Regions from separate parts of the Homo sapiens genome. Here all the other regions are linked to region 3. A link is a contact called in ENCODE Hi-C or POLR2A ChIA-PET data. All regions are on one chromosome and are shown on one strand. The core of a region is the stretch at or near the end of the contact, and the rest is flanking DNA. Distances in the headings are between cores, read along the strand shown.

Region 1 (3,099 bases), core at 76-2,575, 890 kb after region 3:
AGACCAGCCTAGGCAACTTGGAAAAACTCCATCTTAAAAAAAAAAAAAAATACAAAAATTAGCTGGGTGTGGTGGTGCGCACCTGTGTTCCCAGGTACTTGGGAGGCTGAGGTGGGAAGGTGGCTTGAGCCCAGGAGGTGAAGGTTGCAGTGACCTGAGATCACACCACTGCACTCCAGCCTGGGCAACAGAGTCCGACCCTGTTTCAAAAAACAAAACTAAAAATAGGTGGTGTTCTGCACATCTCAGAGAGAGGGGCCAATAGAGAGGCTTGAAAACACATGTTCTATATTCATGACTCTTGGTCTTTTCCTATAGTAAATGCAAGATTTAACAGTCCAATATTTTCCAATTGTCAGCTAATTCATGTCATACTCCAAGTATTAGAGGTTAGCACAGAGAAGGAGTGCAAAGGTAGCAGGATGTGGTGAGACAGTAGAATGGACTAAAACTGGGCTTCATCTCTGAACCTCAGTAAGCACATCTGTAAAACAGAGTACTAACCCACTTTACAGGGTTGTTGTGAAGGTGATAAGTACTCAATACAGTACCTGGAAGACTGTAGGTTCTCAAAAAGTGCTATTTTCTTTTCTCCCTTCCCATTGAAGCAAGCTGGTTTGAACATTTTCCAAAATTAAGTACAACTTTTCCAAACCCTGAAATTGAATCTAAACTCCATGGGAATGTTTCCAGATGTTTATGGAAAGAGGAAGTTGTTTGTATTTTCTTAAAATCTCTGATGCGGGAGAAAAGGAAAAGCAATACCAGCCAGAGACCACGACATGTTTGTGCTTTAAACATCGCCACAACACCACCACAAACAAGATGAAATTAGTTTAACAGGGGAGGAACAGTAAAGAAAGAAAAGTAATTATGGGTTTCCATCCCTGTCAGATGTCTTCTCATCTCAGCAGAACCATGATCTCCACCAACTGCATGGAAGCTGCATTAATCTTCCTCGGACACCAATTCAGCGCATATCCCCAGAACGCAGCTGTATCTTTTCTAACTGCCTAACTAGAGAGACAAGAATTGGGAAATAAAGTTATTGACAAAGGGATTATCCCCCACTTCTAGGAAGAGAAGCAAGAAAAGTGAGTTTGAACACACTGTTGTTTACCTCTTCCACTCCTGAGGACCAGCTGTTTAAGGGGCTATTTGTATACAGATGGTGATCTTATGGGCTTAAGTGCACTGCTTCTGCCCTGAAACCAATTCCCCAGGGGCTCTGTCTTTTATAATTTTGACACCTAGACTTGGGGGATGCCTGGGCACATCTGGTCACCATTTGATTTCAGGCTTCTATTGTGTTCAGTCTGTTGCGGAAGTGAGTCTATAAATAGCTCATGTTCCTTTGCCTCATACTTGAAAAATAAGAAACTGTCAACTCTGCCTTTCCTGCAGAAAGGTTTTCGCTGTAGTTCAAACATCTGAATCCAGCCCCTCTATAATGACCATACATCAAGTTAATATGCTAAGTAGCAGCCTCAACCAAATGATTCATATATCTATTTTATTATAAGATTAAATGGCATCCAGAATAAAACTCAGGAGAGAGCTCCATGTTAGGACTAGTGAATAATTCATATGATGCTTTGAGAAGTCTTTGATCTTTTTGGAAACTCACCAAGCTGTGAGGTTAAATTTATGTACATGAAACAGCACCCTCAAGATTTAAGAAGAAATGTCCTTCTCATCTTTGGAACAGAATATATGGATTTAAATTCCATTCGATCCAGGTCAGGCGCGATGGCTCACACCTGTAATCCCAGCACTTTGGGAGGCTGAGGTGGATGGATCACTTGAGCCCAGGAGTTAGAGACCAGCCTGAGCAACATAGTGAGACCTTGTTTCTACAAAAAATAAAAAATTAGCCAGGTGTGGTGGCACATGTTTGTAGTCTTAGTTACTCAGGAGGCTAAGTTGGGAGGATTGCTTGAGCCCAGGAGATCAAGGCTGCAGTGAACTAAGATCACACCACTGCATTCCACTCCAGCCTGGGGGACAGAGAGAGACCCTGTCTCAAAAAAAAAAAAAAAAAAAAAAAAAAAAAATCAATTTGATCCTGAATAAAGCAATCATACTATGAACTAGATTTCCTCCCCTGACAAAAACAATCTTCCTCCCTCTTCACGTTTTTTCAAATCCTTGGTTAAAATATGATAACATTTACCACACTGTGGAGTAATTCTCTCTTTAGTATCTGTCTCTGTCAAGAACTATTAGTTTTTAAAGGACAAATACAATGTTGGTTCTTATTGGTTATTTCCAGTGCCTAGCACAATTCTTGGCATATTTTTATGTAAATGCATGCTGAATGAATGAACGAGGTAGAATAATCACATATTATATGACCTTATGAGCTTCCACAAATAAAAAAATCAAATTTGATGTTGATTTAAGAGACAGGTAAGAGAAGCGTGGATCAAACAAGTAGAAGCAGACAGACTGAAACTGCCTTTGCAAAAATCATGACAGTGAAAAATCTGACATAGGAAGTTATGGCAGTGAAAGAAATCTGACCTAAGCAACTCCATCTTACTTCTAACCTCCAGGCTACCTTGTTCACTCCTGGGCACAGGTCAAGCTAACTAAGGAAGGAATTTATAGTTTAACTTTGAAACAGGTAACAGCCCCTTCCCCAAACAAACCCCCTCCTTGCATGGGGACCAGACCACCTTTGTAAAACTAACACATTAGCCACAAGACTAGAAATTACGGTGCAGGAGTCATGCAGTCAGGGATCACAAGATTCTTAACCTCCTCAATTGCTCCTATAGATAGGAACTGAAGTATTTTTCCTTTGGTTCTTTGAACCAAAGATAGGAATTGAAGTATTTTTCAGACCCTGTATTCTGATGACCAGCTGGTGCCACCCAGACCTTACAAAACTGGCTCATCTGGTCCTGTGGCCCTCCCACCCAATAACTGACTCAGCACAAGAAGACAAGCTTTGACCCCCTATGATTTCATCCCAGACCCAACCAATCAATATTCCCCATTCCCTAGCCCCCTGCCTGCAAAACTATCCTTTAAAAACCCTCGTCTCCACATATTTGGGGAGACTGATTTGAGTAATAAACTCTGGGCTTTTGCTTA
Region 2 (3,124 bases), core at 485-2,984, 760 kb after region 3:
TTACTGTAAATGCAGTACCACATCTAGAAGTTCCCTAGAAAAAGCAGCCCAGGACTGAATAGAAGCTAGGTGTTAAGTGTCCCTGCAGTTAGGAGATGTTTTCCTGTAATAAAATTAAAATATTAAAAGCTCCTTTTTAGTCCATTATTCTGTCTGGCTGGAGGTACTTTTTCCTTCTCCATAGGAAATACCCCTTCTGCCACTAGAGAGATTCCTGCACCCCCACCCTCATCCTTCCGCCCGTAACCTTCCTTTGAACCAGAGCAACTCTCAGGAGGCATTCACAAGGGCACTGCCTCACCCCTCCTGGTTTGGTTTGACATGGAATGTTCGTGCCATCTGTTTTTCTCCGCTTGGATTCCCTTGCTTGATTTGTCACTGAGCAGCAACCTTCAAAATCCTCTCTCAGGTTTTTTTGTTTTGTTTTGTTTTTGAGATGGAGTCTCGCTCTGTCACCCAGGCTGGAGTGCAGTGGCGTGATCTTGGATCACTGCAACCTCCGCCTCCCAGGTTCAAGCGATTCTCCTGCCTCAGCCTCCCCAGTAGCTAGGACTACAGGCGCGTGCCACCACGCCCAGTTAATTTTTGTATTTTTATTAGAGACACGGTTTCACCATGTTGGCCAGGATGGTCTCCATCTCTCGACCTCGTGATCCGCCCACCTCTGCCTCCCACTGCATTCCAGCCCCGGGGGTGACAGAGCGAGACTCCATCTCAAAATAAAATTAAATAAAGGAGATTAAGAAATTACTCAGGCCGGGCGTGGTGGCCCACGCCTATAATCCCAGCACTTTGGATCTGCTGCCCTCTCCCGGCCAAAACATTAGCTGGGCTATAGCCCTAGGGAGGCTGAGTCGGGAGGATTGCTTGAGCCCAGGAGGCCAAGGCTGCAGTGAGCCGTGCTCACGCCACTGCACTCCAGCCTGGGCAACAGAGCAAGACCCTGTCTCAAAAAAAACAAAACAAAAACAAAAAACACCAAACCCAAAAATACAAACCTCAAGCTCCCAGAAGCTAATCATGATATGCTTACTGACATCTAAACTGCAAAGTAGTTGAAATATTAACCTCATGTAAACCCACTTAAGTAAATAAAGCTACATACAAGCAATTCTGTGTGCAGGGTGGCCCGAGGCACTTTAAGGGTTGTGGCTTGGGGATTATTAAGAACCTCCTAGAAATAATTCTTTCCTAAATGGTCAGTTGATGGTGAGCGCTGAAAAGCCGATGGGTACTGCTCGGCCAAGGGATTGAAAAATCGGCCTTTGAGAAGAACAAAGTCAAAATGAAAGATTAGATTATAATTTCTCTGGGGTGGTGCCAGTTGGATCTAGGAAACTTAAACTCGTGAAAGAATGTGCTTAGAGCAGAAGATAGAAGCTGGTGGCTGTCTCTGCTCCCCTCTACCTCTCTCCCGGGTCCTGGGTCTCCCTAGAGGGGCGTCCGACCCGCGGCAGCCCCACTCCCAGCTCGAATCCCTCCCTTCAGGTCGCTCCAGGGCGGGCAGCCAAGGTGGGCCTCCCCAGGCGCTGTGATCCACATTTCACCTCCTAACAACCGGCCTCTCGGCCGGGGTTGAGGACTCAGCGAGGCCTTGACTCCGTGGGTCTGGGCAACAGCCGGCTCCGCCCCGCCCCGCCAGCCGGGTCCCTCCCCATCCCGCGACCCAACGGTCGTTCCCCGCCGCCGGCCCCGCCCCTCCCTGGCCGCCCGCGGCGCGCCGGCGCCTGCGCAGTCGCCCCAGAGCGCCCCGACCGGGATGGCGGCCGTTTTGGAGTCGCTGCTGCGAGAAGAGGTGTCGGTCGCAGCCGTCGTGCGGTGGATCGCGCGCAGCACCCAGGGTTCGGAGGTAACAGCGGTGACACGCCCCCAGGTCTGACTCGAAGCCGGTTCCCGCAGTGGAGTCCAGCCCTCCAGTCCCCTTCCTCTAGGGCGCCTGGCTGCCAGCCGGGCCGAGTGCACTCCAACTGGGCGCCGCTGCCCGGGCCGCCCACCCGAGGCGCGCCCTACGGCCCCGGCTGCTCACGGCCCGCGGGCCGGCGGCTGACCCTCTCGCCCCTCCACCTGTGCTTCTGCCCTAGGATAACGCTGGGGAGGCGGCCGCGCTGAGCTCACTCCGGGCCCTGCGGAAAGAATTCGTACCGTTCCTGTTGAACTTCCTGAGGGAGCAGAGCAGCCGCGTCCTCCCGCAGGGGCCCCCGACCCCCGCCAAGACCCCGGGCGCCTCGGCAGCCTTGCCAGGGAGGCCGGGAGGCCCGCCGCGGGGTAGCCGCGGGGCGCGCAGCCAGCTTTTCCCTCCGACCGAGGCCCAGAGCACCGCTGCCGAGGCCCCTCTGGCCCGCCGCGGGGGCAGGAGGCGGGGCCCGGGGCCGGCCCGCGAGCGTGGAGGCCGCGGCCTGGAGGAGGGGGTCAGCGGGGAGAGCCTGCCCGGAGCCGGGGGCCGGAGGCTTAGGGGCTCTGGCAGCCCCAGCCGCCCCAGCCTCACGCTGTCTGATCCGCCAAACCTCAGCAACCTGGAGGAGTTCCCTCCCGTAGGCTCGGTTCCCCCCGGCCCTACAGGGTGAGACTCAGCTCTCATGCAGGAGATGGGTACCACGAAGGCTCTGGGGAGTCAGTCATTCGAGCTCGGCGCTCCGCAGTGGAGCGCCAGGATGGGTAGAAGGCTGGGGGTGATGGTGAGGGTTTTTGTGGGGTTTTTTGGCAAGAGGTCTAGCTGTTGCGGTGGTGGAGGGGAGATGTTTGAAGATAGGAATTTGAGAAAAACCTGTGGCTACTCTCAGCAGGACGAAGCCTTCTCGCAGGATCAACCCAACTCCGGTGAGCGAAGAGCGGTCACTCTCCAAGCCCAAGACCTGCTTCACCTCACCCCCAATCAGCTGTGTCCCCAGTTCCCAACCCTCAGCCCTGGACACTAGCCCTTGGGGCCTTGGCCTTCCCCCAGGGTGCAGAAGTCTGCAAGAGGAGCGAGAGATGCTCAGGAAGGAGCGGTATGGCCTGGCCGCTCCTGGGGATATCGGTTTCCTCGCTGTGGGGGATCTTCAGGGGTTTTCCCTGAAATTGATTTCCCTCTTGGGGACTCTGGGTTTGTCTCCTGGGCTGTTGGTATCTTCTCTGGAGTGACCTG
Region 3 (2,904 bases), core at 304-2,803:
GAACTCACTTTGTCCAGCTAGTGTAGTTAGTATTGCTCTAACCTGGTCTTTAAGTATTAGATTTGTTTAGTCACTGGTGTTCTGCAGCTTTAGGAGTGGAGTATGAAAAGAGTCAATTATAAATGATTTTAAGATTAAGAAGTGAGATGCATCTCTGTGTGGTCCATTTCATTTTAGCTCCACTAATAAAACATACTGGCGACCATAATTATATTCCAGTTATAGCAGTAATAGATTCTAGATTTTTCAGGACAGTTTCAAGGAGTCAGTCCTTTTGTTCCCATAAGTAACGTGTATTCAGACAACATGCTTTGAATTTGGTTTGGAAAATAGGATCACTGTAATTTATAGCAGCAGTGAGAAGACTGGTAGGAAGCTCCACTTCAGCTTTGCCTATATCACGTGCTGAATTGGGCATTTACAGAAATGGAGAATCATGGTTGGGCTGTGCCGAAATAAATCTGAGCCTGGGGTAGAAAGAGAAAACTGCCTCATATTGAATGCCTACTATGTATATGTTTGGCACTGTGCTAGGTGCTTTCCCTATTGACAGCTGCTCTGGCTAGAATTCTATCCTGGATCCAACTGCCACTTAAATAATATACCCCCACCCCTCAACAACAACAACAACAAAACAAACACATATGCCACATGGGGCTTAGTTCATTAAGACTCGTCACAGCTGCCACACCCTCTTTAAGACCCTGGCACCATAATTAGGATAATAGAATCTCTGGGTTTGGAAGTATCTTTGAGGTCATCTAGTTAGAAGGGGTGGCAGCTGTTCTCTTTACCATGGAGTTTGAGAATGACAGTGCTCAATTCTCTCAATGGGAGGTGCAAAATATGTCTGGGGCTGTAGTCTCTGCAGGCAATCCCATAAAAGATAAGGCAACGATAAACAAGTGTGAAGCTTGAAATACGTCCTAGGCGGAAAAGGGCAATGGGAAGAAATATGGCTTACTGGAGCCCTTATACAATGTAAAAACAAACAAATACTAAAAACGCCCTGGCAGAGATGTAATGTCAGGCCCTTGGATTCAGGGTAGAGGCCCACAAAAGGGATCCTGATTGACACAGGTTAACCCTGTGTCAAAGAAGAAAGAGTCTCTTCTGTTGGGTTCACCAGCTCTGAAGTACCTAGCCATCCTCAAGCCGCTTCTTCTTTGCCCTGTTATGAGAAAGCTGGGAAACTCTCTCCTTTTCCAGGAAAGAGGGTGAGGGACGGGGATTAAGGGGCGTGAACGAGAAAAAGCAGGTAGAGGTACTGAAATGTCTGAGTAGTGGTAAATGCAATCGTCCTGGAAGCAGGGGAAGGTATTTCACGCCCTCTCAAGGTCCCTTCGGTTCAAGGATACCGTCATTCTCCGGCTCTACTAAAGGGGAGGGCCTGCAACGTCCATGCTGCCATGGAAACGCGCCGCCGTGTTCCTTTTTCTTACGTGGGGCAGGGCACTCTGCCGCAGCTACCTATCATCCACGGGATTTCTTGAGTGGCGGGCGGCGGCAGCGAATGGACGATCCGATATTGTGTGACGTGACGGGAAAGGGGGAGTTCGCGGCCGGTGGCGGCGGTGGCGACAGCGGCGACCTAGGGATCGATCTGGAGGGACTTGGGGAGCGTGCAGAGACCTCTAGCTCGAGCGCGAGGGACCTCCCGCCGGGATGCCTGGTACTGTTTGGAGAGAAATGGGAGTGCAGTGGGCTCTGAAGGCCTGGATTTCGGGTCTGAAGGGATGGCTGACCGGAGGGGGCGGGGTGGCAAGCATGGCGGCGGTGACGGGGAAGGGGTTGGAGGGCCCTAAGGAGGGGGTGGGGAAACGTTAGCTAAGAAGGCTTGGTGGTCGTGAGGAAAGCTGAAAGGCTGTGGGGCCTCTGGCGAACAGATTTTAGAAAACATTCTTTTGGGGGGAGGTAGAGGCGCCAGAAGGACGTGGCGGGGGGGATGGAAAAAGGGGCGGGGAGAGAAGAGGTTAGGAAGGAGGGGAAAGGGTGTCTACGAGAAGGTGATGAAAAATAGGGAGGGATAGTCAGGCTTATTGTAAATAACGAGGAATGGTGACTTGGTAGGCATGATAGGAAAGTGCTTGCAGCAATTATAAATATAATATTCTAATTGGAGGAGTCCTGAAGTGGTCCCGTTTCCCAGCTCTTGTACTTCCGCCCCATTATTTAGGTTTAGACTGCGTGAGCAAGGCTAGTAGGTTACACGGAACTGATCTTTTGTTATTCCATTCCAGGGGAGCAGATGGACCCTACTGGAAGTCAGTTGGATTCAGATTTCTCTCAGCAAGATACTCCTTGCCTGATAATTGAAGATTCTCAGCCTGAAAGCCAGGTTCTAGAGGATGATTCTGGTTCTCACTTCAGTATGCTATCTCGACACCTTCCTAATCTCCAGACGCACAAAGAAAATCCTGTGTTGGTGAGTGATACCTTGTTTGAAGAAGATTGAGCAGATTTTTTTTTTTAAACCGAAAACCAGCAAACATAAGTATTTAGAAGATCATTACCTTCTCAATAAAGTTGATTGGAAAAATTGTTCACAAATAGTAGGTTTCATTTTGAACTATTTCATATATAATGGGGATATTTTGTATGTGTATTTTCTAGGATGTTGTGTCCAATCCTGAACAAACAGCTGGAGAAGAACGAGGAGACGGTAATAGTGGGTTCAATGAACATTTGAAAGAAAACAAGGTTGCAGGTGAGGTGTTTAAAGCTATCTGTCCCCTTTGCATTTTTTGGGTGCTCTTGTTGGTGCTGGGTGGATTTAAACTTTATGTGGTTGTGTCGAATGTATGTAAGGAAGCCTACTGTGGTATCTGCGTAGTAGTCACTCAAAAGTTGATGTGCTAGTGTCACTGATTAGATTGGTATTGTCTGTATTCCTGATTTTGTATT

The links. A loop is a pair of places that touch in the nucleus more often than their neighbours do. ChIA-PET counts read pairs that join two places held with the same protein, here RNA polymerase II (POLR2A). Pooled maps may share reads with other maps.
Region 1: a loop to region 3 is called in a map with no recorded cell type, with 4 times the contacts of the local background. The contact joins the enhancer-like site here to the promoter of TP53BP1 in region 3. A Hi-C loop is called at or near these places in 1 of 37 single-sample maps with no recorded cell type and 1 of 50 pooled maps. POLR2A ChIA-PET finds 5 or more read pairs at or near these places in 1 of 52 experiments (activated CD4-positive, alpha-beta T cell).
Region 2: a map of B cell shows a loop between it and region 3 (6-fold over the local background). The contact joins the promoter of CDAN1 here to the promoter of TP53BP1 in region 3. A Hi-C loop is called at or near these places in 1 of 168 maps with a recorded cell type or tissue (B cell) and 4 of 50 pooled maps. POLR2A ChIA-PET finds 5 or more read pairs at or near these places in 1 of 52 experiments (CD4-positive, alpha-beta T cell).

Annotation. Positions count from the first base shown.
Region 1 is chr15:42,603,582-42,606,680 of GRCh38, reverse strand. All of the region lies in intron 3 of STARD9 (StAR related lipid transfer domain containing 9), which reads right to left. Among named protein-coding and RNA genes, the nearest start is that of STARD9, 30 kb to the right of the region's middle. Within about 2 kb of position 1,325, at least 8 of the 41 ENCODE cell types and tissues checked have a DNase peak (open chromatin) inside an H3K27ac peak, as active enhancers do.
Region 2 is chr15:42,735,738-42,738,861 of GRCh38, reverse strand. CDAN1 (codanin 1) reads left to right here and starts at 1,734. Exons shown (of 28, transcript NM_138477.4): 1 at 1,734-1,849; 2 at 2,082-2,560; 3 at 2,784-2,987. The coding sequence starts at 1,760. TTBK2 (tau tubulin kinase 2) reads left to right here. Exons shown (of 15, transcript NM_173500.4): 15 at 1-132. RefSeq lists silencers at 1,548-1,797, 1,988-2,127, 2,218-2,507.
Region 3 is chr15:43,491,805-43,494,708 of GRCh38, reverse strand. It overlaps TP53BP1 (tumor protein p53 binding protein 1), which reads left to right and starts at 1,553. Exons shown (of 28, transcript NM_001141980.3): 1 at 1,553-1,672; 2 at 2,241-2,425; 3 at 2,614-2,707. The coding sequence starts at 1,666. RefSeq lists enhancers at 1,112-1,818, 1,819-2,527.